Regions from separate parts of the Homo sapiens genome. Here region 1 is linked to region 2. Evidence: chromatin loops called from intact Hi-C (ENCODE). Cell type or tissue: ascending aorta. All regions are shown on one strand. Each heading gives the region's core, and the rest is flanking DNA. Links, peaks and the distances in the headings are about the cores only. Region 1 overlaps MYO1E (myosin IE). Region 2 overlaps MYO1E (myosin IE).

Evidence for each region. Hi-C counts contacts between places; a loop is a spot of excess contacts. Peaks named below come from ENCODE experiments on the same cell type or tissue, not always from the same donor. Only the 100,000 strongest peaks of a DNase experiment are listed, where the experiment ranks them.
Region 1: a loop joins it to region 2, with 2.1 times the contacts of the local background. A loop is called at or near these places in 3 of 110 quality-filtered maps.

The regions. Positions count from the first base shown.
Region 1 is chr15:59,306,280-59,322,182 of GRCh38, forward strand. All of the region lies in intron 1 of MYO1E (myosin IE), which reads right to left. Among named protein-coding and RNA genes, the nearest start is that of MYO1E, 59 kb to the right of the region's middle. In ascending aorta, for the core only: no CTCF peak of the experiment used is centred there; DNase peaks (open chromatin) are centred at 7,702 and 9,742; H3K27ac peaks cover 6,713 bases.
Region 2 is chr15:59,227,971-59,243,846 of GRCh38, forward strand. MYO1E (myosin IE) reads right to left here. Exons shown (of 28, transcript NM_004998.4): 5 at 8,615-8,702; 6 at 3,732-3,821. Among named protein-coding and RNA genes, the nearest start is that of LDHAL6B, 29 kb to the left of the region's middle. RefSeq lists an enhancer at 1,190-1,689. In ascending aorta, for the core only: no CTCF peak of the experiment used is centred there; no DNase peak of the experiment used is centred there; H3K27ac peaks cover 2,409 bases.

The DNA.
Region 1 (15,903 bases), core at 2,721-10,720, 81 kb after region 2:
TGCTCACTAATTGTTTTATGAGTATATTTATGGTCTTTTCCATTACATAGAATATTTCTAGTTTTCACCTTTTTGTCTTACTCTTTCTTTCTCAATAGCCTAGGGCACATTAATGAAAGCATAAAAGATACTGAACGAATATATGTTTTAATGAGCATTTAAAGACTCTATAATGTAATCATATTTTAACATTTCTCCTTCATTCACTCACTCCTCATCCTCGTCTGAGATACTCAGGTTGTGGATGGAGGAAAATATATGCCTCAGCTAAATGGCAAATTGCCATGGGGTTGCTCCACAGGTTGGCAAAACCTCAAATGCTAAATTTGTGAGTGCCAAGGATTTAAATATATAAAATGCCTTTATTTGTGAAAGGTCTCAAAGGACTTTGCTCATTGTTGATTCATCATATCCCTTAGGTTTGCAAAACCATTTGCAATTTACAAAGTACTTTCACACTCATCATCTCAGTCCTTGGAGTCAGGCTGGATATTAGGGACTGACACGTTATCAACAAGGAGCCAAGATGGTGAGGCACGCCTGGTGCTCATGCTCATGAGTTGCTCATGATGTCATTCATCTCAAAAACCTGGTGTGTGAATGGCCCTTTGGGTTATTTTCCTGGTCTCCCTGTTATGAGCAGCGTTGCAGCAAGCGTTCTCATTCCTGTATCTTTGCAGCCTTGAGCTAATACTTCTGTGGGATGGACTTCAAAGTGGAACCGCTGGTCAGAGACTTGAGAACGGGATGCAAGCATATAGAAAGAGGCACTGGGAAAGTCTTCCTGGCAGGAAAATGAAGGAGAGCACCAAAGCATGAAGTACAGGAGGCAGGCCTAACGAGATCATCATTTCCAGCTTTTATTTAACTGAAAATGTAGGCTATTGCTTCCCAGCTTCAGAGTGAAACTAAGTCCAAGGGGACATCACCCAGGGAGCTGCTGGTATGGCCTGGGCATTGGAACTCTCCGGGCATCTCCAGTGGCACATGAGCATAGGCTACCTCACCAGATCCCTCAGCAGCTGCACCAACACCCTGGGCCCGGGGAGGATGAGGTTCCGCACAGTCGTTTTCTATTGGAAGGAGAACACGCAGGAGCTTTGGCTTACAGACAACAGCAGCTGGGCAGCTGGGGCTGGCCACCATGGGAAAGGGACAGAGCAAGAACCAGATTCTGTCAACTTTAATCTACGTTAATCCTGCTTATAATTCTGACATTTCCTTCCCACCTTCACTCTCAGGGTTTGCTTCATAGACTCTAAGACCCCTAATCTAGCTATTTGGGTGAGTATATTATTTGTAAATGATTCCAATGAGTTTAGTTTTTGTTTTTGGTTTTGGTTTTTTTAAGACGGAGTTTCGCTCTTGTTGCCCAGGCTGGAGTGCAACGGCGCGATCTTGGCTCACGGCAACCTCTGCCTCCAGGGTTCAAGCCATTCTCCTGTCTCAGCCTCCCGAGTAGCTGGGATTATAGGCATGCACCACTATGGCCGGCTAACTTTCTATCTTTAGTAGAGGTGGGGTTTCTCCATGTTGGTCAGGCTGGTCTTGAACTCCTGACCTCAGGCGATCCACCCGCCTCAGCCTCCCAAAGTGCTGGGATTACAGGCGTGAGCCACCACGCCTGGCTCCAGTGAGTTTAAAACAAATCCTTGGGGCTGGCGCGGTGGCTCACGCCTGTAATCCCAGCACTTGGGGAGGCCAAGGTGAGCGGATCACTTGAGGTCAGGAGTTCAAGGCCATCCTGGCCAACATGGTGAAACCCTGTCTCTATTAAAAAACAAAAAACAAAAATTAGCCGGATGTGGTGGCATGCATCTGTAGTCCCAGCTACTCGGGAGGCTGAGGCATGAGAATCACCTGAACCCAGGAGGCAGAGGTTGCAGTAAGCCAAGATCATGCCACTGCACTCCAGCTTGGGTGACAGAGTGAGACTCTGTCTCAAAAAAAAAAAAAAAAAAAAAAAAAAAAATAGGCTGGGCATGGTGGCTCACACCTGTAATCCCAGCACTTTGGGAGGCTGAGGGGGGCAGATCGCCTGAGGTCAGGAGTTCGAGACCAGCATGGCCAACATGGTGAAACCTCATCTCTACTAAAAATACAAACATTAGGCTGGGCACAATGGCTCACGCCTGTAATCCCAGCACTTTGGGAGGCCAAGGCGGGTGGATCACCTGAGGTCAGCAGTTCGAAACCAGCCTGGCCAACATAGCAAAACCCCGTCTCTACTAAAAATACAAAAATTAGCCAGGTGTGGGGGCCCACACCTGTAATCCCAGCTACATGGGAGGCTGAGGCAGGAGAATCACTTGAACCCGGGAGGTGGAGGTTGCAGTGAGCCGACATTGCACCACTGCTCTCCAGCCTGGGTGACAGAGCAAGACACCATCTCAAAAAAAAAAAAAAAAAATTAGCTGGGCATGGTGGCAGGTGCCCCTAATCCCAGCTACTCGGGAGGCTGAGGCAGAAGAATTGCTTGAACCCAGGAGACGGAGGTCACAGTGAGCGGTAATTGTGCCATTGCACTTCAACCTGGTGACAAGAGCAAAACTCCATCTCAAAAAAAAAAAATCCTCTAGAGGGATTTGTTTATTATTTATTTATTATATATTTATATTTTAGCCCCAGAGAGGCAGAATTGCAGAAAGAGCTCTGGGCCTCAGAGAGTCAGAAAACCTGTTCGATTAGCTGGGCTTGGTGACGCATGCCTGTGGTCCCAGCTACTTGGGAGGCTGAGGTGGGAGGATAGCTTGAGCCTGGGAGTTCGGAAGCTACAGTAAGCCATGATCACACCACTGCACTCCAGCCTGGGTGACAGAGTGAGACCTTGTCTCTAAAAATAAATTAAAAGAAAAAAACCTGGAAGAAAGAAGAGAAGGAAGATTGATGGGGAGGGAGAAAAGGGATGATTGTGTACTATGCACTAGCTCTGAGCCCGGCACCTTACATACATTAACTGATGTCTATCCTCAGAGTAATGCTACAAGAATGGTGTTGCTGCTCCATTTACTGAAAACAAAATGAAGCTTCCATAAGTTAAGTGTCTCCTCACAATACTACAACCCCCAAAAAAGCAACTAAAACAACAACAACAACAAACAGGACTTGAATTTTCTGACTTGTCAAAGGATTTTCCATTGTTCCAAGATTGCTGTGTAAACTAAACAGATGCAAAAACTGTTTACTAAATGCTACTGAAGAATAACAGGACATCATGATGGTGATGCCATGACCTGCAACACAGGTTCACTAAGAATTTTTGAGTCTCCCTGGAGGTCAGCCAGCTGTGTATTCTCAGGCTGGACGACGGCCCTAGAACCGCCTTGTGAGAAGTCCACTCAGTATGGCAGTAGCTGCCATTCCCTGAGACATCTACACTCCGTTTAGAGAAATCTTCCCAGAAAGGCCAAATGTGTGTCTTTCTGCCTTTAAAATATCTTTATTCACATGCATTTCTAAGGTTGCCCTTCGGTTTCTTCCATATCATTTTCACCTTTTTACCCTTCTTGGCAGCACATAAAGCATAACTTAAGTGGGTAGAGACAAAGAGAAGCTTGTCTGGATAGGCCTTCGTATATACTGATAGGGATTATATACCCCACCCACCACATTTGTAAATAGGCTAAGAATCACCCTTGATCCTTCCTCCCACTACATCAGATCTTAGTGGTTCTCCTTCAGACCCACCCCTCGACTACTCCCCTTTCCTCTCTGTTCTCACAGCCACTGCCTTACTTAAGGTCCCCTTATTTCTCACCTGCAATAGCGCCCTAACTCGTCTTTTTGGTCAGTTCTCCACAGCCTGCTGCTTAGGTCCTGTGCACCTTCCCTTCATAATTACTTAAGTGAGCTGCTAGTATTACTTACTCTAGGTCCAGGCAGCTTCCTAGCGCTCACGAAGAACACATGACACTGCCAAGTTGACCAGCTTGAGTGTGGCAGCAAACCCACTGCCCCCTTGAGTCCTAAAATGATAAGGTGCAGCGAAGTGTGTATCTGTTGTGGGTTGCACTGTGTTGCCTCCAAAAAAGACATGTTGAAGTCCTAGGCCACAGTATCTGTGAATGTGACCTAATTTGGAAATAGTCTTTGCGGATAGAATCAAGTTAAGACGAAGTCAGCAAAGCGGGCCTTAATCCAAGATAACTCACGTCCTTAAAGAAGAGAAGAGACACAGAAACAGACACAGGGAGAAGGTCATGTGATGATGGAGGCAGAGATTGGGGCGACACAGCCACAAGCCAAGGAATGCCAAGGCTGGCCAGCAACACTAGAAGCTGAGCAAAAGCATGGAACAGAATCTCCCCAACCTTCGGAAGGAGCGTGGTCCTGATGCCCATGCTGATTTTGAATCCTAGCCTTCGGAATTGTGAGAACACATTTCTGTTGTTTTAAGCCACCAGTTCATAGCAATTTGTTAAGGCAGCCCTAGGAAATGAATTATAGTATCTAAAGAAAGGTGGGAAGGGCTGACCACCAAGATGAAACAAGCCTTCGTGCCCAAATTCCTCTGCTTCACCAAGTTGCCTTTGGTAGTTTCGTATATATACTCTGTAAGAAGCTAGTGGTCTCAGAATTATGGTTCTAAAGAACAAATGTGATTTTGTTAAAAACCTCCACTTTCTGTAGGACAAATTCCAAGCAAGCCCTTAGTGTGCCATGTAAGCCCTCTCAAGTCTGGCCCCAACCTGCCTGTCCCACGTACTCATGTACTCATGATCATCTTCCCCCTCCACTTCCCTGCCTGCATGCTGACCTCCAGCCATCACTCTGCCCTGGAGTCCAGCAACTGATTCTCATGCACAGTAGACAACAGGCATGGTCAAGGCAACCATCCAGGGTGGCCCTGGATGTCCATCATAACGAGCAAAACCACAAGGTCCTTACTCTAGAACAGCAGTCTCCAACGTTTTTGACACCAGGGACAGGTTTTGTGGAAGACAATTTTTCCATGACAGTCATAGGAGTGGAACGGTTTCAGGTTGAAACCGTTCCACCTCACATCATCAGGCATTAGATTCTAATAAGGAACACGTCACCTAGGTCCCTCACATGCGCAGTTCATAACAGGGTTCGGGCTCCTATGAGAATCTAATGCCGCCACTGATCTGACAGGAGGCAGAGCTCAGACAGTAATGCTCACTCATGCATGCTTACTTCCTGCTGTGCATCCCAGTTCCTAACAGGCCACGGACCGTATTGCCCAGGGGTTGGGGACCCCTGCTCTAGAAGACCAGAAGTTTGGGCAGTTCTGAAGCAGGCAGAAGGACCTGCAGCTTTGGGCACAGAAATCACATGAGTTTACCATATAAGAACCATAAAGCTTAATTTGGTGGGTATCTCTGGCACTATATATCAGGCAAGCCCAGTTGGTGTTATAGGCAACGTTATGATTTAAACGTGTCTTCCAAAGTTCATGTGCTGAAAACTCAATCCCCAATGCGACAGTGCTGAAGGTAGAAAAAGGGGGAACCTTTAAGAAGTGACTAGGTCATGAGGACTCTGCCCTCATAAATAAATGGATGCTGTTATTGTGGGAGTGGGTTTGTTTTAAAAGTGAGTGTGGCCCTGTCTTGCTATCTCTCACACACTTTCTCACTCTTTCTCGTGCACGCACTTGCCATATGTTGCTTTCTGCCGTGTTGAAGCAGCAAGAAGGCCCTCACTAGATGCAGCCCCTCGATCATGAACTTCCCAGCCTCCAGGACCAGGAGAAATAAAATTCCTTTTCATTATAAATTACCCAGTCTGTGGTATTCAGCTATAGCAAACCAAATGGACTACAACACTCAGCAATATATTTTCTCTCTTAATTCACTTTGAACTTTCATCACAAAATAAATAATTGAGTCCTGTGCTTGGCTCTGTGCTAAGTTCAAGAACACACATAAGAGCATCTAAGGGATGATCGTGTTCACAAATCAAATCAGTTCAGTCTAGTTGGGAAAACAATTATCATGCATCAATCTGAGCATACTACAAGGCAACAAAAGAAATTTTAGGGTTTCATTTTTACAACTGAAAGAGTTCAGAGAAGAGAAAAGATCGTGTGCACTAATCAGGAAAGGTTCCGTGGAGGAACAGGAACTTGGGCCGAGCCTGGAGGAAGCAGAGGACTCAGCCACTGGGACGAGGGGGACTTTCCAGGGACAACACAAATGAAGAAACAGAAGCATAAAGGAGCAGCTGTCACTACTGCTGTGAAAAACCTTGCGTTTAGAGCACCATTCTTTGTTTTTTAAGAGACAGAATCTTGCTCCGTCACCCTGGCTGTTACAATGGCATCATAGCTCCCTGCAGCTTCAAACTCCTGGGCTCAAGCGATCCTCCTGCCTCAGCCTCCCAAAGTGCTGGGATTAGGCGAGAACACCATCCTTGATCATGCTAGTTCACAAAATGGGGCCCCCAAACCAGCAGCATCAGCAACACCAGGAAACTTGTTAGAAATACAAAGTCTTGGCTGGGCGCAGTGGCTCATGCCTTGTAATCCCAGCACTTTGGGAAGCCGAGGCAGGTAGATCATGAGGTCTGGAGATCGAGACCATCTGGCTAACACAATGAAACCCCGACTCTACTAAAAATAATAATAATAATAATAATAATACAAAAAATTAGCCGGGCATGGTGGCATGCCACCTGTAGTCACAGCTAATCAGGAAGCTGAGGCAGGAGAGTCGCTTGAACCCGGGAGGCGGAGATCACGCCATTGCACTGCAACATCTTGGGCCCCACCCTAAACCTGCTAAATGAGATGCTCTGGGCATGGGGGTGGGGCCCAGCAATCTGTGCTTTAACAAGTCCTCCCGTAGATTCTGGTGCTGGCTAAGGCTTTTGAGAACCACTGCTTTAGTGAGAAGACTTATAAATAAGTTTGTAATTATCTATTCCTACAGAAGAAACATTGAAATCATCTCCAACTAGATTTCATTTAGCTCTTGATATAACCCAAATGGGGGTCCACATGAAGGGAGAGTCAGTATATGGACATATGTATCCCCCAACACACACACAGACCAAATCAGCCACCTGACTGCCAGGAAGCAACTGTTAATACGCATCTGAAGGATATTTGGAAAAATTCATTATTTAAGGAAGCAACACAGGTCTGATGTCATGGTTCTATGGGACAAGAAATCTTCTGTACTAACGATAAAGTGACTTAATTGTGGTTATCTAGGACCCTGAAATAATAATGGGAGTACAGATGCAACTACCCCACCCCCGCCCCACCTCCAACACTCCATCATCTTTCAGTGATCATTCTGTGGCATGTTCTCCTATCTCCTATGCTCACATCCTAGAGATGAGGGTACATGCTCTTTTATTTCAAGCTCTTGTTTCTGAGAACCTCCAGCAATTCCCAACTTCCACCATTCCTGCCAAATGAAGGCTGGATTTATTTTGATTTGTGTTGGCTCTGTAGCCCCTTGTTAAGTAAACTAGGACTCTGTGTCTGGCCAATGCATTCACGAAGAGAAAAATAGAAGGAATCAAAGTGAATTATAGGGAGAGAGGGAGGGGGAAGTTCCCTGGAAGTCTAAAAGTAGGAACCAAGGATGGTATTTTTGGCTTGGGACTTTCTGTACCACATGAAATTATGAGAATGACTTAATTGCTCCTGTGCATTCGAAACCTGAGAGAGACCATAATGGCTGGGTTACGCCCAGACTGACTGGAACAGGAGTTAGACAGCGTGGCCTCCTGCCAGCTAAACCTGCTCTGCAAACACAAGTGACTGCATCATTCATGCTTTCAGGCCTGGGCTGAGTCTGATGATGGCCGGTGTTGCTTTTCTTCCTCAATCTCCCTGGACTAGACAGGGCAGAGTATGTTACAGAGGACTGTCATTTTAGGGGTAGCCAGAGGGGCAGAGGTGGGCTCCAGAATCCTTTCTCTACCTCGCTATGTGCACTTAGGCAGCCACTTAAACCATTCTGTGCACCCTAGTTTCCCCATCCCCTGAATATGAATGACAACTCTGTGCCTTAACTATTTCACACAATGCTGGAGAGAATAAACTTGAGAAAACAGATTCAAAGAACTTCTGGGAAGTGAAGATTGTTATACTATTGATAGTTATTCCTGGACTCTCTTGTTTTCACACAGTGTCTTTTGCATCCCTCCTTCCCACATACTGTGAGGGATACCTATTGAGTTGCCTGCCCTGATTCCCTCTCTGCAGGAGGTAGCAGCCATGATGGTTAATGCCACCCTGCCACCTGGTCACAGGAGAAGGCCTCTGACCCAAGCCAGACCAAGTGATCTCACTCCCAGAAATGGTATAATGGAAAGATTTAGGGACTGAGTGGTCAGTGGCTTAGGCTCATTATACAACCCAGTGATTTTCACTCCGGGGCAGCTCTGCTCCCCAGAGGACATTTGGCAGAATATGGATTCATTCTTGGTGGTCAGACTGAGGAGGGGGTACTACTGGTATCTAGTGAGTGGATACCAGGGATGTAGCTAAACATCCTCCTATGCACAGGACAAACCTCCACAACAAATAACTCTCTGGCCTAAAATGTCAGCAGTGTCAATGTTGTAAAACCCTGGCTTAGGTGACTGCTGGAGGTAGAGGGGCTGAGGAGGAGGCAGCTTCCATCTAGCTCCAGCCAATTGTTACCACAGGCGGGGTGGCAGGAGGAATGAGGCCTCAAGGTTGCCTGGTCTGATTTTTCTAGAGAAGCTGGAAATCTGGATTTCCATGAGTAACCTTTTGATTTTTAAGCACCAGCTCAATTTTTAATAAACGTATGGGCCAAATAAATACATCTCCAGGCCTCATGGAGCCTGGGGGCCACCAGCTTACAGCTTCTGATGGGGAGAGGAGACCCAAAGTCTCCTTTACTTGAGCTTTTTGAAGCTATCTGGCTTCTCCCCTTCCTTGGATGTTGTGAGGCAACAGACCATGATTTTTTTAAGTAAGTTCTCTGTGTTGCCTAAACAATAGCTTCCATTACATGTGCCCCCAAAAGCCTTAACTAGTACACAACTCCTACCTGTTTCTCTCCCACTCACTTCTTTGGCTACATGTTTTGACCTGATTGCCATCCCCATCCACGTAAAACATTTTAATCTCAGAACTGGAAGGGGTCTTACGAAAGGTCTACTAGTTAGGGTGGGCGGGGGAGAGTATTAGGAAAAATAGCTAATGCATGCTGGGCTTAATACCTAGGTGATGGGTTGATAGGTGAAGCAAACCACTATGGCACACGTTTACCTATGTAACAAACCTGTACATCTTGCACATGTACCCTAGAACTAAAAATTAAAAAAAAAAAAAAAAAGTCTAGTTCTGATCTGCCAAGAAATAACACTGGGTAAGTTACTTAACCTCTCTGTGCCTCAGTTTCCTCATTTGTAAAACAGACATGATACTTATATCACTTCATCAGACTGTGAGGAAGATTGAATGAGCTCTTGTATGTGCAATGATTAGTTAAAATGATCACATTAACCTCTTCCTTGAATTCTTTGCCTTTGGAAATAATGCCCCAATGCTGCTGCTGTTGCTGTTAATAAAAATATTAAAATAAGCACACTTAGATTAAGATTGGTGTTTATATTTGTCTGAGGCTTAGCATAAAAACTTGCAAAGGTGGAATTAGAGCACTAACTTGAACTTTCTCAGTGACAAATAAGCTGCGATCCATCAGCTTACTCAGACACGTTTTTGTAACATTTTGTAGACACTGAGGAATACTTTTGCACTGAGGCACCCGTGGGCCAACAAGTACCAGAGTGGTTTGGCTCGTGGTGATTCTGAGAAGGAGCCTGAGCAGCAGGAGACAGAGCAAGTAAGGAAAGGGCAGCTGTCAAACCATCAAACCTCCACTTGCAAAAACCGAAAAAGCATACAAGAAATTCTTGGGCCAGAGTGCAACAATCTCTCACCATCTGAAGAATTTAGTGTATCCAGGTTTATGGCTAATCTAACCTGTCACAAGGGCTGTGGCTTTCTTTGCTGAAGCCAAATCATTCTGGCCTGAATTCTTGCCAATACCACTTGACCCTCATAAAAGTCCTTGACAGCAGAGTGGATGCCATTTTTCCCTTGGCTTTGAAAAGCTTCCTTGCCGGCACCCATTACAAAGAGAATAGGGTCTGCTCTCCAGACTGGAGGCCAAAATGCTAATTAACTCATACCCAAGTCTGCCAAAAAAATTTGTGGGCAGCACTCTTTCTTCCCAGCAGTCACTATTATAGCAGTATTATAGAGAGAAGAGAAAGAAAGAAAACGAATGGAAATGAATAAAAGCCAGAAAGAATTCTGATATTAAGACCAAATAACTGCATACGCTTTTTTACATTTGTCTTTCCTACATTATTTATTTTTTATTTTTCGGAAGTCTGATCACTTCTTGCCCATATAAACTGGTCTTTCAATTATAAAATTTATCTTGTCATGTACGGATTAGACATCAATCCTCTTGCTTTCCATAGCGAACTTCACAGAGGATTTATGTGAGGTCTACAGGATCCGTTAGCAAGTCTTTCAAAATATTTCTATGAAAACACTGTGCTTTGTAAGGAAGATATCATACAAAGCAAATAATGCAACTATAGCAGGGAAATAAATCTGGAATCCACCCAAGTACCTGTGAAAGTTGGTATTAGTAAGATACCACTCCTAAATGTAAATAACTTCCCATGGTCTTATCAGCAGCAGAGCTAAATAAGATGCTCTTATTTAGTAACCTCAGTAGCCCAGGAATAATCTAGAGTATTAAGTTGTCTTCTTGCTAGGAATAGCTTCCTCCCTAGGCAGAGAAAAAAGTTCACCTGATGTTTGTATATGCCAAAAGGGGCATGTACATTCCAATCTTTATCCGTCTATCTATCATCCATCCATCTACTCGATAAATATTGAATGCCAATTAATGGTCCAGATACTTTGCTATAAGTTGGCAGATAGAGATGAACAAGGCACACACATTACCTGCCCTCATAGAGCTTACAGTCCAATAAGGCAAACACAGAAGTAAACAAGCAATGCTAACAGTCTGATAAGAGCTGTGTATGCTAAGACATACCCTTTTCTCCCTCCTCCCTAAAGAAACCTGGAACAAGGTGCCAAAAGCTGGTAACTAAGTAGAATTTAATCTGGCATGAGTCATGATAACATGTAGGATGCTTAGGGTAAACTCTAAACTCACAATCACTAAGGGCAACGCAACAGAGAAAGTGATTTGGGAAGACAGCAGCAACAAGAGACCTCCATAAAGAAGGCTCTTGTGGTAGCATATGCAAGATGACCACTCAGGCCAAACCTAGTATGACTATACAAACTGTTATCAGAGGGGCAGTGCTGATAGTTTCAGTTTCAGGACTGCCCCATATTAGTGTGAAAGTCTGGGTACAGGTGGAATTTCTGTTCTTCGGAACAGTAAACCCTGTGTAAGAAAGGGAGGCAGAACTGGGGGACAGATTTAGGAGAACAAATTTTCTGGCTTGTCAGGGCCTAGGGGTGCTAAAGATGAGCAATGGAAGAAGAGATGGAGAGAATGCTGGTGTGACAGAGCGAGGGCGTGAAACAGTCAGGAACTTTTCTAAGTCCTTCATGTGGGCTAATTCAATATTTACAATTGAGCTACATAACCTCATAAGGCAGGCACAATTATTGTCACTTCCATTCTACAGATGTGGAAACTGAGGTAGAAGGTTATGAAATTTGTTTCAAGGTAGCTAGTAAGTCATAGAGCCAGAATTCAAACGCATTCAGCCTGGTTCTCTAGTTCAGTGGGGCAGAAGAGTTTAGATCTGCCTAAACAGTAAATGGGGAGTCACTGAGGATATTTAATCAAGACACTGTGTAATTACAATTGCGATTTCATGAGTGCATGTGGTCACCACATGTAGGACGAACCAGAGGGGAAATGGAAGATAAATGGCATTTAATGAATGCCTCTGGTATACCCAGGCCTCTCCAGCCATTATCTTACAATCCTACCTCATTACCCAACAATCACTCTAGAAGAGGCAGACATGGAGGTCCCATCTTCCTAGTGCTGGAACTAAGTCTCGAAATGCTTCAATGTCTTGCCCATACACTCCTGTATGCAATAGAATTGAGCCCAACGGAGACTACCATGAAAGCCCCTGCTTTTCCCACCACACTGTCCTGGAAATGCTAGACACAACAAACTAGGTAGTGGTTTTTATAATTGTCAAAGCAAGTGGTCATGAGAACTGGAGGACTAAAGGATGGTAGACTTGATAACTGATCAGACATGAAAATCATACAAGAGATTAAAACCAAAAAACAAAAAAGATTTCAAAATTATTAGTCTAGAAGACTTGCATTGCCAGTCATAGACATTTGGAAGTTACAAAAGAGGAAGATGTTTTTGTTTTACTGCAGTTTGGGGGTAGAGAGTAGTAGAAGCCTACCAGAATGTTGACTAAAAATACTAACATTTATTGAGTACTTACTGTTTGCCAGGCAGTGTACTAAGGACTTCACGTGCACCAATTAATTTAATCCTCACAAAACTCTTTGAGACAGATGTTGTTATTATCCCCATTTTAAAGATGAGGAAAATGAGAAAGTCACTCAAGATTACACGAAGAGTAAATTGCAAAGCTGGACTTGAACCCAGGTCTATCTGACTTCCTGTCTTATAGAAACTGGGCATTTTAAGCCTCAGAGAAGACATGACAGTGGGTTAAGAAGACTTGCATGACTGGCTCATGCTAGAGAAGCAGAACCAGTATGAATGGGTAAGTGTCATTTTAAAATATATTTTAGTGGCTGGGTGTGGTGGCTCATGCCTGTAATCCTAGCACTTTGGGAGGTCAAGGCAGGTGGATCACTTGAGGTCAGGAGTTTGAAACCAGCCTGGCCAACATGGTGAAACCCCATCTTTACCAAAAATACAAAAAAAAGCCTGGCATGGTGACAGGCACCTGTAATCCCAGCTACTTGGGAGGCTGAGGCAGGAGAACTGCTTGAACCCAGAAGCCGGAGGTTGCAGTGAGCTGAGATCGTGCCACTGCACTCTAGCCTGGGCAACAGAGCAAGTCTCCATCTGAAAAAACGAAAAAAAGAAAATTTAGTTCAAACATGAAGTTTCTGTAATAACTTTTCTGTATTCTACCTTGAAAAGAAAATAAATGCATATTTTATAATTATTATAAAATAATGCAATTGCCCTGACATTTCTAGTAAGTTTAGCTGCTCAAAAATAAGCAGGCTTGGAAGTTTTAGCCAGAGCTATCAGGCAAGAGAAAGAAAGAAAAGGCACCAAGATAGGAAAAGAAGTCAAACTACCTTTTTTTTTTTTTTTTTTTTTTTTTTTTTTTGGCTGATGTTATGATTCTGCACCTAAAAAACCCCAGAGACAGCCAGGCACGGGGGTTCATGCCTGTGATCCCAGCACTTTGAGAGGCCGAGGCATGCGGATCACCTGAGGTCAGGAGTTTGAGACCAGCCTGACCAATATGGATAAACCCTATCTCTACTAAAAATAAAAAATTAGCCGGGCATGGGGGCATATGCCTGTAATCCCAGCTACTCAGGAGGTTGAGGCAGGAGAATCACTTGAACACAGAGGCAGAGGTTGCAGTGAGCCGAGACCATGCCATTGCACTCCAGCCTGGGCAACAAGAGCAAAACTCCGTCTCAAAGCAAACAAACAAACAAAGAAAGAAACACCCTAGAGACTCCTCCACCTCGAACTGACAAGTGACTTCAGTGAAGTTCACGATACAATATCAGCATACAGAAATCAGTAGCATTTCTATACACCAATGACATTCAAGTTGTGAGCCAAATCAAGAATGCAATCCCATTGACAATAGCAAAAAAACTAAAATACTTAGGAATACATCTAACCAAGGAGGTGAAAGACAACTATAAGAACTACAAAACACTGTTGAAAGAAATCACAGATGACACAAACGAATGGAAAAAACATTCCATGCTCATCCATTGGAAGAATCAATATCGTTAAAATGGCCATACTGCCCAAAGCAATCTACAGATTCTATGCTATTTCTATCAAACAACCAACGTCATTTTTCACATAACTAAAAAAAACTATTCCAAAATTCCTATGAAACCAAAAAAGGGCCCAAATACAAAAGCAATCCTAAGCAAAAAAGAATAAAGCCAGAGACATCACATTAACTGACTTTAAACTATAGTATAAGGGTACAATAACCAAAACAGCATGGTACTAGTACAAAAATAGACACATTGACCAATATTCTGTTCTCTGTTCTGTTCAACAGAGAACCCAGAAATAAAGCTGTACACCTATAACCATCTGATCTTCAACAAAGTTGACAAAAATAAGCAATGTGGAAAGAACTTCCTATTCAATAAATGGTGCTAGGGTGCTTGGCTAGCCATATGCAGAAGAATAAAACTTGACCCTACCTTTCACCACATACAAAAATTAACCCAAGATGGATTAAAGATTTAAATGTAAGACCTCAAACTATAAGAATAATAGAAGACAACCTAGGAAACACCACTCTGGATATCAATCTTGGAAAAGAATCTATGATTAAGTCCTCAAAACAACTGCAACAAAAACAAAAATTGACAGGTGGAACCTGATTAAACTAAAGAGCTTCTGTACAGCAGAAGAAACTATTAACAAAGTAAAAAGACAACCTACAGAATAGGAGAAAATATTCACAAACTATGCATCTGACAGAAGTCTAATATCCAGAATCCTTAAGGAACTTTTAACAATTGAACAAGCAAAAAAACAAACAATCCCATTAAAAAATGGCCAAAAGACATGAACAGATACTTCTCCAAACAAGACGTACAAACTGTTAAAAAAATGAAAAAATGCTCAACATCACTAATTATCATAGAAATACAAATCAAAACCACAATGAGATACAATCTCACACCAGTCAGAATGGTTATTAGAAAGTCAAAAAACAACAGATGGTGGTAAGGCTGAGGAGAAAAGAGAACAATTACACACTGTAGGTGGGAGTGTAAGTTAGTTCAGTCACTGTGGAAAGCAGCTGGGAGATTTCTCAAAGAACCTAAAACAGAACTATCATTCAACTCAGCAATCCCATTACTGGGTATACATCGAAAAGAAAATAAATTGTTCTACCAAAACGACACATGTACTTGTATGTTTACCACAGCACTATTCACAATAGCAAAGACATGGAATCAACCTAGGTGCCCATCAACAGTGAATTGGATAAAGGAAATGTGGTACATATATACCATGGAGTACTATGCAGCCATAAAGAAGAGCGAAATCATGTCCTTTGAAGCAACATGGATGAAACTGGGGGCTATTATCATAAGCAAATTAATGCAGGAACAGAAATTCAAATACCCTATGTTCTCACTTAAAAGTGGGAGCTAAACATTGGGTACTCATGGACATAAAGATGGCACCAATAGACATGGGGACTACTAGAGGCAGGAGAGAGGGAGGTGGGTAAGAACTGAAAAACTAGTTATACCCCATATCTACAAAAAATACAAAAATTTGCCAGAAGGCTATGTGGGAGGCTGACCTGGGAGAATCTCTTGAGCCCAGGAGGTTGAGCCGAGATCACACCACTGCACTCCAGCCTGGGTGACAGAGTGAGACCCTGGCTCAAAAAAAGAAAAGAAAAGAAAAACTGGCAGGGTGCAGTGGCAGGTGCCTGTAATCCCAGCACTTTGGGGAGGCCAAGGCAGGCAGACCACCTGAGGTCAGGAATTGGAGACTAGCCTGGCCAACATGGCAAAACCCCAACTTTACAAAAGTACGAAAAAAATAGCTGGGTGTGGTGGCGGGCACCTGTAATCCCAGCTACTTGGAAGGCTGAGGCAGGATAATTGTTTGGACCTGGGAGGTGGAGGTTGCAGTGAGCCAAGTTCACACCACTGCACTCCAGCCCGGGCAACAGAGTAAGACTCTGTCTCAAAAATTA
Region 2 (15,876 bases), core at 275-8,274:
AGCAAAAACACTCAATCTCTCTTACCTACGGAGCATCTAAAATGTTTATCTAGAACGGAAACACTTTATTAAAAGTAAAGTTCTTTCTAGCTACTGACGGGCCTAGGGATTTTTGTCACTGTCATTGTTATGAAAATTCCTCTTTAAATGACTGCTAATAGGGAACAAAGGAGAATAAAAACCTAGACTGTAGTTGAAAAGGTATCTAGGTTGTTATATTAATTATATATAGCCAGGCGCGGTGGCTCACGCCTGTAATCCCAGCACTTTGAAGGCTGAGGCAGGTGGATCACTGGAGGTCAGGAGTTCGCAACCAGCCTGGTCAACATGGTGAAACCCCATCTCTGCTAAAAATACAAAAAATTAGCTGGGCATGGTGGCGGGTGCCTGCAGTCCCAGCGAGGCAGGAGAATCGCTTGAACCTGGGAGGTGGAGGATGCAGTGAGCCGAGATCATGCCACTGAACTCCAGCCTGGGCCAGAGAGCGAGACTCTGTCCAAAAACCAAAATAAAATGAATCAAAATTATATATATAATTATTATAACAATTATTATATATATTTCATATGTATATTTAAATTGGTTTTTTTTTCTCACTAGAACTTAATTTGTCTCCTGTGCTTAGAAACTTAAGCACCCTCAGAGGCCAGAAGGGTAAATACGGATAAAGGAAAAGAGGGAGTGGTGTGGTCTATGGTCAAACTGGAGAAGATGCCCAGCCTCATCGCATTCACATTTAATAACATAAAAATGTGTATGCTGACTAAATCCACCCATCTCAGGGATGAATTCAGCTGGGTTTTATGTCTGTGACTGGAGCTGTAAACTCATTAAGGGCAAGAAAAGTACTGTGCACACTGCAAATGTGTGAGTACATGCCGTGTTCCTGTTCGTAATTATTCTAGGTGTCAAGAAAGACCACCGAAGGCGGCCAGCCTCTAACTGTCTATGTGTCTTAATCTGATGATTCTTTTCCTCCAGGCAAAAAACAAAAACACCCAGCAGCACCAGGCACAGAGAACCACCAGCCATCGCTCTGCGGAATGTCAGTGGCACCTGAGAAAAGCTCACTGAAAGAGAGCTCCCGTGCTTCCTTTGGCGGCCACCTTCACCACCCTTTCCTTTTGGCATGTGATAGAGGGAATACTTCAGTGCCTGTCCCCCATTCCTCAACAGTTGAGGGAAAATGAAACCAAACAGAACATCTGACCCAGGAAGGGCAGGTGTTGGACAGGCAAGCTCCCAAGTCCTCCTAGCAGCAGTGCTCAACCTTGGATGCCCCTTAGAAACACCTGGGGAGCCTTTCCAACATGCTGTCAGCCCAGGCCACGCACATCAGACTCTAGGACCAGGGCCCGGAGCTGTGTGGTTTTCAAAAAGCACCCAGCTGATTTTTATGTGTGGTCAAGGTTGAGAACCACTGCTCTAACATAATAAAATGCATATGCATGGCTCATAATTGTCATATAAAAGTTAAAATTTCTAACAAAAGGTTAACATATTTAGGACTGCTGTATAGCAGCCTGGGGGGGATGACAGGAAATTTTATAAAGGGAATAAAAGGTTGCATTTGCATTTTGATAATGAAATGAAAAGAAGTTTCACCTCGACTCTTGGTAATGATTTATTTCCTAAGCTGGGTGCCAGATACATAGATGTTCATTGCATTGTTTTTAAATCGTGTTTGAAGTATTTCGTAATACATTCTTTAACTTGAAAAGATTTGTAAGTGTTAAATATATACATTCTTATGCTTCATAATACCTGTGCATTTTTTAAAGTGAAATTACTCATAATTCTACCCTGATGCCACTTCTTCATTCTCTTGCTAAATAATTACTGTCATAGATGTCAAACTTTGATTTACATACCTCTTAGTTACCTTTCATATAATGTGCACATTAAAAAAAAACAAGAACATATTGTAAATATTGTTCTGTAATCTGTTTTTTTAATTTAACAATATATTATGAATATCTTTTAAAATAAGTAGTTATTTAAGCAGGAAGCTTATGTAATTTATTCTAAAAGTATTGTTGGGCAAAGATAATGAACGATTAAAATTTTAATAACAATTGCCCAATCACTTTCCTGGAAGAATGTGTCAGTTCTCAACCAATAGCGTGTTTTCTCGATTATTATCAATCAACTTAATGTTTGCCCATTTGAGAGACAGAAAATTATATGTGGTTTTCATTTACATTTCTCTCATCCATGATGGTGAATAGTGAGAGAGAGAGAGACAGTGTGTGTTTGTGTGTGTGTGTGTGTGTGTGTGTGTGTGCAGGTGAATGTGTGTCTGAATTGTCTCTTCCAATCTTTCTATCAGGGTTGTATAAAATTTTGCAATTAGAAAAATAATAAATGTTGAGTGTTTTTGTTATTTACAGAAACTGATATATCCTCCAAATATAATGAATAATTTATATTGCAAAAATCAATGAAAATATCAATTTAATTGTTTTTTTTTTCTGGTCTCCAAGGAATCCAAGACAGGGGAAAAGGTAAATAAAGAGTTAAATTTGGTCAAGTCCATTTTTATAAGATTTAGATTGAAAATTAATTCAAGTGGAAAATTTGTTTAATTCTTCTTTCCTATTTTATTATCTGGAAAACTTCTTCAGGATAACACAACTCAGGCATTGGGCCCAAATATGAGAGACAAACAAATGAGTAGTTTGAATAATATTGGAAAGCAAAGAAAGTAAGGGCAAGTCTAACAGATAGAACCCACCAGGGAACTTGACAGTTATTATATGAGCACATAGTAAAAATTCTCTTGGAAATAGAAGCTTCTTTCCAAAATAGACAGTGGAAAAGAAAATTGTTTTTCTCCAAAATTCCCACTTATTTATTTTAAAACGTTCCAGAATCAGCCTCACAGATGGCTCCGTGAATGCTTTAGTGCCAGACATGATCTATGGTTGAAATAAGATGCAAAATCTATATAAATCAAGGTTACTGGATAAACATTTGTTTCTTTGTAAATGTGGCTTTTGTCAAGGGGAACATATTCATATTCAGCCTTGCCAGCTTTCCTATTTACCCCCTCTGGAGACACCCAGACAGAAACATGACTAAATGAGCATTCATAACAATGCACTTGGTTGACATTTTCATTACCAGTTAGGTAAGCCAGTTAAGAGGCAACCTGTGAGGCCAGGTCCAGTCACTTTGGGATGTCGTTAGGTTACATGAGTAGGGCATAAGACAGATGCACAAAGCCAGAGGGCTGCGGTGGGCAGGCAGCTCGCTCTGAGGGATGGAGAGGAGGAAGTTTCTCTCCAAGGTGCCAGATCAGTCTAACTCTGTGCACCCTTCAGAGTCTATGGACCAAGTTCTAAGAAGCAAAACCACTGCCAGTGGGAAATGATACCTGGGATACCCCTCTACTCTAGTTATTTCTTGGTCTGGGAAAGAAGGTCTTTTCTCTAGGGCATAAAGACAACTCCTCCAAGGCCAAAGCTGCCACTTTCATCATTTATTTTCCTTAGTAAGGCAACTGATGTGGAAAATGATTTTCAAAATTATCTTGTTTGTATCCCCGGGGCGCAAAAAAAGGCAAACTGCAGCTTGGCGGCATGCTGCTATAGAAAATGAAGGAAAGATCGAAGAGGTGGCCTCCTGATGATATGTGAAAGGCTCCCATTTCCTGTGGGATACTAGACTTCAGTCAGAAGCATCAACATCATCAATCAAGCGACACTCTCTGAAACAGGGAAGGGACTTACAAATCGGCTGGAGTTGTTGTTCCGGACGGTCTTGGCGTTCCCGAAGGCCTCCAGCAGCGGGTTGGACTGCAGGATAATGTCCTTCACGTGCTGTCCCAGCAAATAGACCGGAGGTTAGGAAGGTGTGAACACCTACCACACAGTGTACGCCAAACTTTCTCTAAGGACCTGGTTTCTGAATGCATTAAGGTGAGGGGCCCCACACCCGTGTGTCACTGGTGGGGTTTCTGGAGGATTTATTCTTTCACCATGACAGACCTCAACCTGTTTGTGTATTTGGGTCTTCCAATTCCCATGGCTTGATGCAGAGTCCCCAGGAGCCAGGGCCCCACTGTCAATCAGGAACTATTCATACAAACGTTCTCAGTGTCCAAATTGATTGCTGCAACTTCACCAAAAGTGAAGTGGTACCTGAAGGGGCGTGTCCTTGCTGTTCTGGCCAGGGTCTTTCTTCTCACTACCCCTTCCCAACTACTCTACCAACCCATCTCATCCCATCTCCACCTGCTTCACTGCAAGTTACCTTAAGGAAAATTAATCCACTTCTCCTCCCCAAACAAGGTTATGGAAATATAGCCTGGTGTTTCTCAAACTTTAATATTCATGAATCACCTGGGGATCTTGTCAAAATGCAGATGTGGACTTAGTAGGTTGGGGTAGGCCCAAGAATCTGCATTTGTAGCCAGCTCCCTGGTGTTGCTGGTTTTGCCAGCACTGATACACACTTTAAGCAGCAAGGGTCAACAGTGGATCGTGTGGAACGAGTCCTGGCCTGGGGGGAAGGATTTGTTTTTCAAACATCCCAGTTCTATGCAGAAGTGTGCAAAACACACCATAGACATGAGACAGCTCAATAGATAGAATTTGATGTTGGAGAAGTCTTTCAACAAGTGAGTCATTCCTTGTACTTCTAATTATTCACATGCTATGGTTAAACATGTTCCAGAAATAACAAGTCTTCTGGCTTGTGCTCTTTAGCTACTGACTAATTCCAAGCCAAGGGCTCTGTATCATTGTCCTCATAGGAAAACAGGAAGAGAAAAATCAACATTAACTGTCTGCAGTCTGGCTACTAGGTCGTAGGGGTGTAGCAAAGAGGAGTAAATTAATGAACTACTAACTGACTATGTAACAGCCAAAGTGTTACAAAGGGTGTAACAGGCACCCTCCTGAACATTCAGAAGAGAAACTGCCATGAGAAATGAGAACTGGGCTTTCATTGTGACGAGGGAATCATCCTTAGCCATGGCACCAAGGGCAATTCTGGGTGGTCCTTTCATGGGTCAGTTTCAAAGCTTAGAAACATACTCCCAACCTGCCTACTCTCTTTTAAAAACTCATGGATTTATATAAACTCTGCTTTTCTTTGTAAAATCTATTTTGAGTTTGTGGATCTTCATTAACTCTTTCTATCTTTTTTTTTGCTGGCCAGACATGCCCATACCACTTAACAAAACTCAGCTTCTCTCAGGAAGAGAACAAAAGCCAGAATCTTCTTCTATCTTTTCCCTTTTTAAATTACAGTGTTTAAAATGAGAATCTTTATGTATCCATTCATCCATCCATCCGTCCGTCCATATGTATTCATCAACAATCGGTGATGTTCAACAGAATTTTGTGGCATGTGGCGGGCATATTAGGGAAAAGAGAAAGAGCAAACTGAGGTAAAAGAGTAGCCCATCGGCCGGGCGCGGTGGCTCACGCCTGTAATCCCAGCACTTTGGGAAGCCAAGGCGGGCGGATCATGAGGTCAACAGATCAAGACCATCCTGGCCAGCATGGTGAAACCCCATCTCTACTAAAAATACAAAAATTAGCTGGGCATAGTGGTGCACGCCTGTAGTCCCAGCTACTCGGGAGGCTGAGGCAGGAGAATCGCTTGAACCCAGAAGACAGAGGTTGCAGTGAGCTGAGATCGCACCACTGCACTCCAGCCTGGCGACAGAGCGAGACTCCGTCTAAAAAAAAAAAAAAAAAAAAAAAAGGCAGCAAAACAGCATCCTGGATTCTTGTCTCCATGTCAACCCTCTCAGGATCCAGTACAATCACAGGAATAGAGAAAAGCAAGTGGACTGAACCACATGAACCTAGGTTCTATAGCTGCCCTTACTGTCCAATAGGGAAGCCATAAGCTACCCCAACTGAGGTGTAACTGTAGAATACACACTGTATTTCAAAGACTTAGTACCAAAAAAAAAAAATCTCATTAATTTTGTTATATTAATTATATAATAAAATCTTTTTTTACATATTGGGTTAAATAATACTGTTTTAAAAAGTAATTTCCTTTTTCTCTTTTTACTTCTTTTAACATGGCTACTAGAAAATTTAGAATTACACATATGGCTTGCTTCATCTTTCTACTGCACAGAGCTGCTCTCCATCTTCCTTTCATTCAGAGAAAGAGGCCACTTTAAGGACCCTTCACTCTGCAACCTTAGTTTGCTCTTTCTCTTTTCCCTGATATGCTCACCACATGCCACAAAATTCTGTTGGACATCACTGATCACTGATGGATGGATGGATGGATGGATGGATGGATGGGTGCATGGATGGATGGGTGCATGGATGGATGGATGCACGGATGGATGGATGGATGGATCCATAAATATTCTCAGTTTTAAAGTCTGTAATTAAAGAAGGGAAGAGATAGAGAAGATTCTGTCCTTTGTTCTCTCCCTGACAGAAGCTGTCGTTAAATGGTATAGGCACGTCTGGCCCGCAAACAAAAGATAGAAAGAGTTGATCCACAAACTCAAAGGAGGAATGTTTGGCTCTACCTTAAGCTTTCTGATCTACCAGTACATGATAGAACACTATTTAATTAATAGAAAGGGGCCAGACATGGTGGCTCATGCCTGTAATCCCAGCTCTTTGGGAGGCCCAGGTGGGTGGATCGCTTCAGCTCAGGAGTTTGAGACCAGCCTGGGCAATGTGGTGAAACCCTGTCCCTACCAAAAACAAACAAAAATTAGCCAGGCATGGTGGCACACACCTGTGGTCCCAGCTACTTGGGAGGTTGAGGTGGAAGGGAATGCATAAGCCCAGGAGCAGGAGGCTACAGTGAGCTGAGATCATGCCACTGCACTTCAGCCTGGGTGACAGAGTGAGACCCCATCTCAAAAAAAAAAAAAAAAAAAAGGGAACCACAATAAAGAGAATTTTATGTGTCTTTTGAAAGTCTACAGCTGACCATGGCAATAACATTACATAATTCTGATTTAAAAAACTAATCTTTGGAAGGAATTCTGTCACCAGCGGTGCATACTGGTGATGAGCGCCAAGCTTGGGCTGCCCCTTATGGACCTTAGCTCGCCATCACCCTCATCCATGGCTCTGGGGAGCAGGCTTTACTCATTCCTGCCAATGCTGATTTTAATTTTCACCTCTTGAGTATCCTCATTCTCTGGATCTTTTCTCTTTCCCAACACTCCTTTACACTCTTTAATCTCTCTTTTTTCCTTCTCTTAAATCCTTTCTCTGTCTACGTCCTTTAAAATTTTTATAAGTTTCTTGAATTGGCAAGTGGTTCACATAGCTCAAACCATGCAAGTTTCTAAAGGGTATACAGGAAGGGTAGGCCCTTCTCCCAACCTCCCAGCTCCCCTCCCTCAAGACAACCATTGTTGACAGTTTCTTGTGTATACTTCGAGGGATATGTGATAACATACCCAAACAAATACAAATGTGCACTCTCTTTTGATCCCTCAAATGGCAGCATATATTACAAACAATGTTCTGAACCTTGTCTTTTGTAATTAATGATACATCTTGGAGACCATTCTCTATCAGTACAATCGGTACATGAAGCCTCATTTTTATTGCTGTATAATATTCTATTATATAAAGAACCACAAATTATTTCACCAGTTGCCTAGTGATGAACACTTAAGTTGTTTCCAGTCTTTTGCATTACCAAAATTGACAGAAATAACTTTATACATGTATTATTTTGTATACATTTCAGCATATCTAAAGAATAAATTCTTTTCAGCAGAACTGCTGAGTCGAATGGCATACATGTGTAAGTTTAACAGATTTTGCTGAAATGTTCTTCATTAAAATGTACTAGTTCATCTCCTACCAGCAATGTATGAGAACAACTGTGTCCCTACTTCCTACCAATCAAGCGTTTAAAACATGGTAAGATTCTGGCCAATCTGATAGGCAAAAAATAGTTTTCTAATGCAGTTTTAATTTGCATTTTTCTTCTTATCATGATGGTGAACATACTTTCATGTTTTGTGAGTAATTTATATTTCCTTTTCTATGAGTTGTCTTTCATGTCCTTTGTTTATTTTCCTTTTGGGCTGCTGATCTTTTTATTGATTTGTAGGAGTTCATTATATATTAGGCACATCTACCTTAAAATATGCTATTCCTTAATCCCAGCACTTTGGGAGGCCGAGGAGGGCAGATCACCTGAGGTCAGGAGTTCGAGACCAGACTGGCCAACATAGTGAAACCCCCGTCTCTACTAAAAATACAAAAATTAGCTGGGCATGGTGGGGCACACCTGTAATCCCAGCTACTCAGGAGGCTGAGGCAGGAGAATCTCTTGAACCCGGGAGGCAGAGGTTGTGGTGAGCCGAGATCGCGCCACTGCACTACTCCAGCCTGGGCAACAGAGCAAGACTCTGTCTCAAAAAAGAAAAAAAAAAAATATATACACACACACACACACACACACACACACACACACACACACACACACACACAAACACACATACATATGCTATTCCTTTCCATTCCAGATTTCAAGTTTCACAGTTATAGAAGAACCAGTGTCTTTTCTGTGGAAGAAAAATTCTTTTCTAACAGCAAATGGAGCCTCTTACATTTCCCATAACATAAGGTATCATAATGGGCCACTGCCCACTCACCTGGACTTTGGTCCCTCCTCCAGACACTCTGGAGATGTAGCTCATGATATATTTGGCAGCCACTGTTTTTCCAGCACCACTTTCACCACTAAAGAAAGACAGACAAAGAATCCACCTGAGAAGTGGATTGCGACCAGCTCCCTTCCTTGTCTCCCCCATCACACAAAACAAACAAACAAACAAAAAAACAAAAAAAACAGGCAGAAAAGAATTTTTTTTTTTAAGTACAATACCAGTAGAGAAAGGCAAGTTACAGCAGGATTAGGTCGCCCATGTGACCCGTGTGAGCCGGATTAACATGGTGTGGATAATTACCACTGTGCACACCACTGACCATTAAGCATTTTACATGCCCAATAATGGGGGATATGATTAGGAAAATTATGGAGTATCACAAGGGTGGAATTCTACATAAATTACAACTGACATGAAGACTGTAAACACAGGAAACAAGCAAATGAAATCATGTTAAGTGAAATAAGTCATTCAAGTTATATACAAAACATGATTACAATTTTTTTTTCTTAAAAAAAAGACTGGAACTACCACAAAATATTAACAAAGGCTTTGGTCAAGCCAGAGACTAGAGAAACTTGTTTTAATTCATTAGTTTTCAAACATTTTATAATGCATATGCTATTTTTGTAATTTAAAAAAAGAAAAGAAAAAGTGGGCACTCTGAGGTTTCAAACCATGTGCCTTGAATTGATGCAAGCTTCCTTATTTTAGAAGTTCTAAAATTAAACCTTGAAGCAATATTAATCACATCCGGAGTAACAAAGGCCACCTTCCGCTGGGTAGCCTTCCTGCATGGGGAGAGCCTTTTGTTAATAATATATAGTCTGCTCTTCAAAATCCCCATTCTTCCTACAAAATCCCCCTGAATTGATAATGACCTCAATTCAAAACATGCTTAAGTCAGTCAGATTTTTCATCTTTCTATTGGTACCCTTTGTGTTACCAGGATAGAATTAAAGAACCCCATATCATATAAAATGATGGTGGGAGTTAGTATGAAAAATGCAGACTGCTACAAGTTCATAGGACAATATTTTTGTTCGCGCTTCGCGATAAAAAATTTTAGGGCGCAGAGCAAATGTTCTTCTATGAATATCCAGCCCAAATTAATTGTTATCGATTGCTGAGTTACTCAAGGAAAGAGAAAACATTTGCTTGGGGAACAACCAAGCAAGGTGACACTCCTATTCCCAAAAGGAAACTGAAATTTGAAATAATTTTACATTTCAAAACAAAACAAAAGAAACAAATGAACAGAGAATTGAGCTGGCCATATAGCGAAACTCAGAACTTTGCTGAATTTCCTTGAACTAATAATACGGTTTTAAAGAAATTATGGGGAGGCGGGAACCATCCTCTGTTCAGAGCTCATGACCTGCAAAAGTCTGAACCCACCTATGCAAGTCACTCACCATCCTAGTGCTATGCTCCTGGCTTCCTGGTCACATGAATAAGAAAACCAAACTGAAATTTCGTAAGCTACAGTAGCAAGTAGAAAACCAGCAAGCCTGGGACGAGGTGTCACACTCTTCCAGAGGACATGCTTACTCACAGGCAGCAACTAGGTCGGGCAAATTCAACTCCATGGGGAAATTATCTTTTCAAATGGTTGACATACTCAGATGATGTATTTACTAGATCCAGGGTCAACACACACACTCTCTCATTGGAATTACACGGTTTGGCAACAATGAAACTCCATTTTAGAAGTTGTAAACAATGTAAACATTCAAGAATATTGGAAAGTCCAAGCTTACAATGGCACAACCACCCAATATAATACTGCACAGGCATTTGAAGTACTTACAAAGAGTATGTAGCAACATAAAGATAATGCAGCCTAAGTTAAGTGGTAATGTGAATAGAAGATACTATATTTATAACAAGTTTACAACTATGTGAAAATAATGTATGGGCAAAAACAAATTGACAAGGAAAAAGAAATATTCCTTACTTGTTAGGAGGCTGGTATAGGAATGGTTTTTTTGAAATGGAGTCTCACTTTGTCACCCAGGCTGGAGTGCAGTGGCACAATCTTGGCTCACTGCAATCTCTACCTCCTAGGTTCAAATGATTCTCCTGCCTCAGCCTCCCAAGTATCTGGGATTACAGGTGTGCACCACCATGCCTAGCTAATTTTTTAATTTTTAGTAGAGACGGGGTTTCACCATGTTAGCCAGACTGGTCCCAACTCCTGACCCCAGGTGATCCGCCTGCCTTGGCCTCCCAAAGTGCTGGGATTACAGGTGTGAGCCACGACACCTGGCTCTTTTTCCTTTTCATGTGCTTTCTCATAATTTTCTATTTTTTTTAGATTTTTATGCCGGGTACAATGGCTCGTGCCTGTAATCCTAGCACTTTGGGAGGCCAAGGTGGACGGATCATTTGAGGTCAGGAGTTCGAGACCAGCCTGGCCAACATGGTGAATCCCCGTCTCTACTAAAAATACAAAAACTAGCTGGGCGTGATGGCAGGTGCCTGTAATCCCAGCTACTCAGGAGGCTGAGGCAGGAGAATCTCTTGAACCCGGGAGGCAGAGGTTGCATTGAGCCAAGATTGTGCCACTGCACTCCATCCTGGGCAACAAGAATGAAACTGTGTCAAAAAATATATATATATATATTTTTTTTATTTTTTAAAATTTGTGTATTTCAGATTTTTTAAAACAGCTTTTCCAGAGAAAAGGGAGGGATCACACCTCACAATAATCACCACTGATCAATTTCATTACATTATTATTATTCAACTTCCTACATATCACCATAAGTATGTATATTTTCCTTAAGTTTACACTGTCACATTTAAACTTTACTAGAACAAGCTGGGAAAGAGAGAGAGAGCAAGCGTGAGCAAACCCTATAAGAATTATAAAATAATATATATAAAGGGGAATTTATTAAATTTAAAAAAGAATTATAAAAGGACAGTAATCCCAGTAATCCTCCCACTGTGTCTTTGGTTAATACTGTATTCAGACATGAAATATTTTGTCTCTTTTGTTGGAAACAAAAGCAAGTAATAATAATGGAAAGTAGCTCTTTTAATATATCAAAATAAGTATACCAGTTCCAAAAATAGGATATCTGCATTCTCAGCAACTATGATCTTTTCCAGCAGACTTAAAATAATTAGTTCTCACTAAACATTGATCGGAATTTTCATTACTTGGTTTCAATTTACAGACACTTAAGAAGAATTTTTATTGATCAGAGGCTGGTGAGTTGGTCAAAATATGGTACAATAATGGAATGTTACAGAATGACTTGAAACCTACAGTATATGCAACCATAATTATGCTGGCCTGTTTGGGATGAGAACATATTGTTTCTTCTCCGGCACTAAAACCCAAGTTAAAAGAAAGTGAAGGTCTTAGACAAAATAATATATCCCAAATTATTTACTTTGCATCTCACAGCAGTTATTGTACAGCAATTTGCTTTGTTTACGCTTCCAGGCAGCCCGTCCTAATTTAATTGACTTATAAAATGGACACACACACACAAATACTCTAGAAATTAGGAAAATATCCCAGTGGTTCCCAAATCTGGCAGTCTATCAGAATCGTCAGAGTACTTTTTAATTGCCCATGTCTGGGCCCGTCTTCTGACCTGCTGGATCCCAGTCTCCAGGGACAGAGTCTAGGAATAGGAATTTCTAACAAACTCCCTAGTTCTTGTATAGCCAGCTGGGAACAAGCCAAGCAATTTTAAATCAAAGTCATAACAGACTTTATAGGAAATATTAATTCAAATAGGAAGTATTGTAGAGTGTGTGTCTGTGTGTGGGGGGGGTCTGTGTACTAACTATAGAAATGGAAACATACGGTAAAATATCAACGAAATGGAAAGAATGTTCTGGGGAAAAAAAGCCATTTACAATGGTATAATCCAAGGACCATAATTATTTTTCTGAGAAAGGTTATTCCTCACTTAAAAGTCAATAGTATTTTCTATTCACTTCAACTTATTCAGCAAATGTAAAAATATTTCAGTTCTTTTTTATTTTGATTTTTTGAGATATTCCCTAAAATAAGTAGGATCCGCTGTTACCACTGTTGGACGACTCACCAATGCACCCCCATCCCCCATTTCTGATCTAAAAATCTCTCTCCTGGCTCTGTACCACAGGAACTGGTGTTCCCTTGTAACTGGCTGAATCAACGTAATTGAAATATCACTTTTCCAACTTTTTGTTTGTGGTTTAAAAAGGACAAACACTTAAAACAAAAATGATGTCTACTTTTGTTCATGCAACACACACTGTCTAACAACCCCCTCTGCCCCAGTGTGTTAAGCCGAAGGCCAGAATGAGATGTGGCTCCTGTCAGAGAAGAGCTCACTCACTGTCTTACAGGGAAGTCGAGTATACAAAGGCTATTAATAACACAGTGGAGATGTGGGTATGGCTTTAGGGATTTGGGGGTGGCAGCTATCCCTGATCAGAAGATTACTAAACGAAGTCACAACTAGTTACATCTCAATAAGGACAATCAAATCAGCCAGGTGTGTTGCGTGTGTGTATGTGTACTTGTGTGTATACATGTCAGGGGCTGGGATGAAGCCTGAGCCATACATAAGAGGCAAAAATTCTGTGGGGTACACATGAAGGGAACCATGGGTAGTTAAACAGGACTTGAGGAGACAGTGGCTCACACCTGTAATCTCAGCAATGTGGGAGGCCACGGGAGTTGGAGAACCAGCCTTAGCAAACAGCAAGATCTCGTTTCTTAAAAAGAACAAAAACAAAACCCCAAAACACAAAAGAAACAACAACTATAATAATAAAACAAATAAAAATAAAAACAATTGGCTGGGTGCAGTGGCTCACGCCTATAATCCCAGCACTTTGGGAGGCCAAGGCGGGTGGATCACCTTAAGTCAGGAGTTCAAGAGCAGCAAGAGCAGCCTGGCCGACATGGTAAAACCCCGTCTCTACTAAAAACACAAAAAAATTAGCCAGGTGTGGTGGCATGCGCCTGTAGTCCCAGCTGCTCAAGAGATCCGAGGCAGGAGAATCACTTGAACCTAGGGGACAGAGGTTGCAGTGAGCTGAGACTGCACGACTGCACTCCAGCCTCGGTGACAGAGCAAGACTCCATCTCAAAAATAAATAGATAAATAAATAAAAATAAAAATAAAAATTTTTAAATAAAAACAATTAAAAATAATTAGCTGGGTGTGGTAGTGTGCTCCTGTGGTCCTAGTTACTTTGGAGGCTGAGGTGGGAGGATTGTTTGAGTCCAGGAGGTTGAGGCTGCAGTGAGCTATTGTTGAGCTACTGCACTCCAGCCTGGGTAACAAAGTGAGATCCTGTCTCTAAAAAATAAAATAAAATAAAATAAAATAAACAAGTAAATAAATAATAGGCCTTGACTGTGATGTGGGAAGCTGGGAGGGGTAGGGAGTGGAGCTGGAAGGCAGTGCAGAGATCCAAGACAGTGACCTTGGGTTCAGGTTTGGGGATGCACCAAGGGTTCTGGCCTGTGCCATTTCGTGCTACATTTTATATAGACTCTAGACTTCCATTTTCTCAAGGCAGCATACCGACAAACTTGCCTTTACCTATACAGAACAACTGATATATTATTTACTTAGTTTTCAAAATTGACACACTTTTTGTTGGTCTCTGAATACTATTCTTCAATAAAAAGAACAAGGGCTGCTTTGGGAAATGACCAATGCCAGGGCTGGAGTGGGGAAAATTCAAACTGGGCGTGGAACATATAACTGTGCCAAAAGGTAAGGAAATGTACAGTGACTGGTGTGGACGTGTCAAGCATATAAGAGCCAGCTGGAAGGGGTTCCCACTGGCCAAATCAAAATAAGTAATGATAATAATGGATTACGATCCTTTGAATAAAATAGGAAGCCATAATTCCATAGTGCCATACGAAAGTAAACGAGTCAATCAGTAAATAGGAGAGAAAGGAAAGCTCTTCCTCACAGTGGAATACCAACTAATAAATGTGGAAGGAATGATGGAAACAGATATATCACCATTTGGCAGCCATCATACAGGTGTCCAGGAGTCATTAATGGATGCTAAGGCTGGTAGGTGGAGGTTTGGATGTGGAGAAGGATGTTGTCATGATCTGAGAATATATCCCCACAAAATACACATCCTAAAAGAAAATAAAATTAATTTAATGAGAAGAAACCTAGCAGATGCCTACAGAACCAGGTGATCAAGAGCCCTGCATTGTTTCTATGGTAGTCCAGCCTAGAATGCATGACCTGAGCCTGGTCACGAGGAAATGGGTAGACTCAGCCTGAAGTCATCCCACAAAATTTAATGCCTGAACTCTTTAAAGCTGTAAAGGGCAAAAAACATGGCAAACACAGAGAACAAGATAGAAAAGTCAGAGAGGTACACAGAGAAGCAGGAAGATGCATGTGGCTTCATGGGGGCCAACGGAGTTGGGATTAACCATGTCAATGTGTCAGGGAGATAAACAAGACAGTGGAAATTCCCACTGGACTTATTTAATTAGACCCTGCTTTTTTTTTTTTTTTTCAAATATAGAGAGATATAGTATTGAACACAACTCTTATTTCAAAAGGTATAACCCAAGGATTAAAAATATAGTGATAGTTTTTAAAAACCAATTTTTGTAATTCTAGAGTTATAAAAGATGAACGCAGTTGTTCATCTATTAAAACATAGTCTAGACGATGAGAAATAACATCAATTCCAAAGGAGGCTTGAAAGGAACACACTGAAATATTGTGGCTATGATAATTGGAGGTACGATGTGTTCATTGTGTGTATCATGCATGTCAGAGACTGTTATAAGTGCTTTACATGTGTCAATCACTTGGTCCACATAAGAGTCCTGTGTGGTAGGTGCTTTTATAATCTCCATTATTTGAAGTGAGAAAAGGTAAGAAACTTGCTGAAGGACACTTAGCTAGTGAGTGGAAGAGCTAGAAAAGGAGGTGAGAGAGTCTGTGTCAGGGGCAAGAGCTCTACTGCTCAGAGGACGGTAAACCTTTAAGACCCTCATATGGGTTGACTAGTCAATAAAAATCAACAAGGTTTCACAAAGGAACCCCATGAACAGCACAGTTCATAGTATCAGCAAACTTTTAGCTACTCCTGAGTCTTTACTGATACACACCCATTTAAGCAAGCCTTCTGCCAACAACATTTATTACCTCACGCAGAGTTGGAACTAACAAATAATAAATAGCCTACATCACTGTGATCATAAGACAAAGTAATTCTGCGAGAATGAGAAACCACAT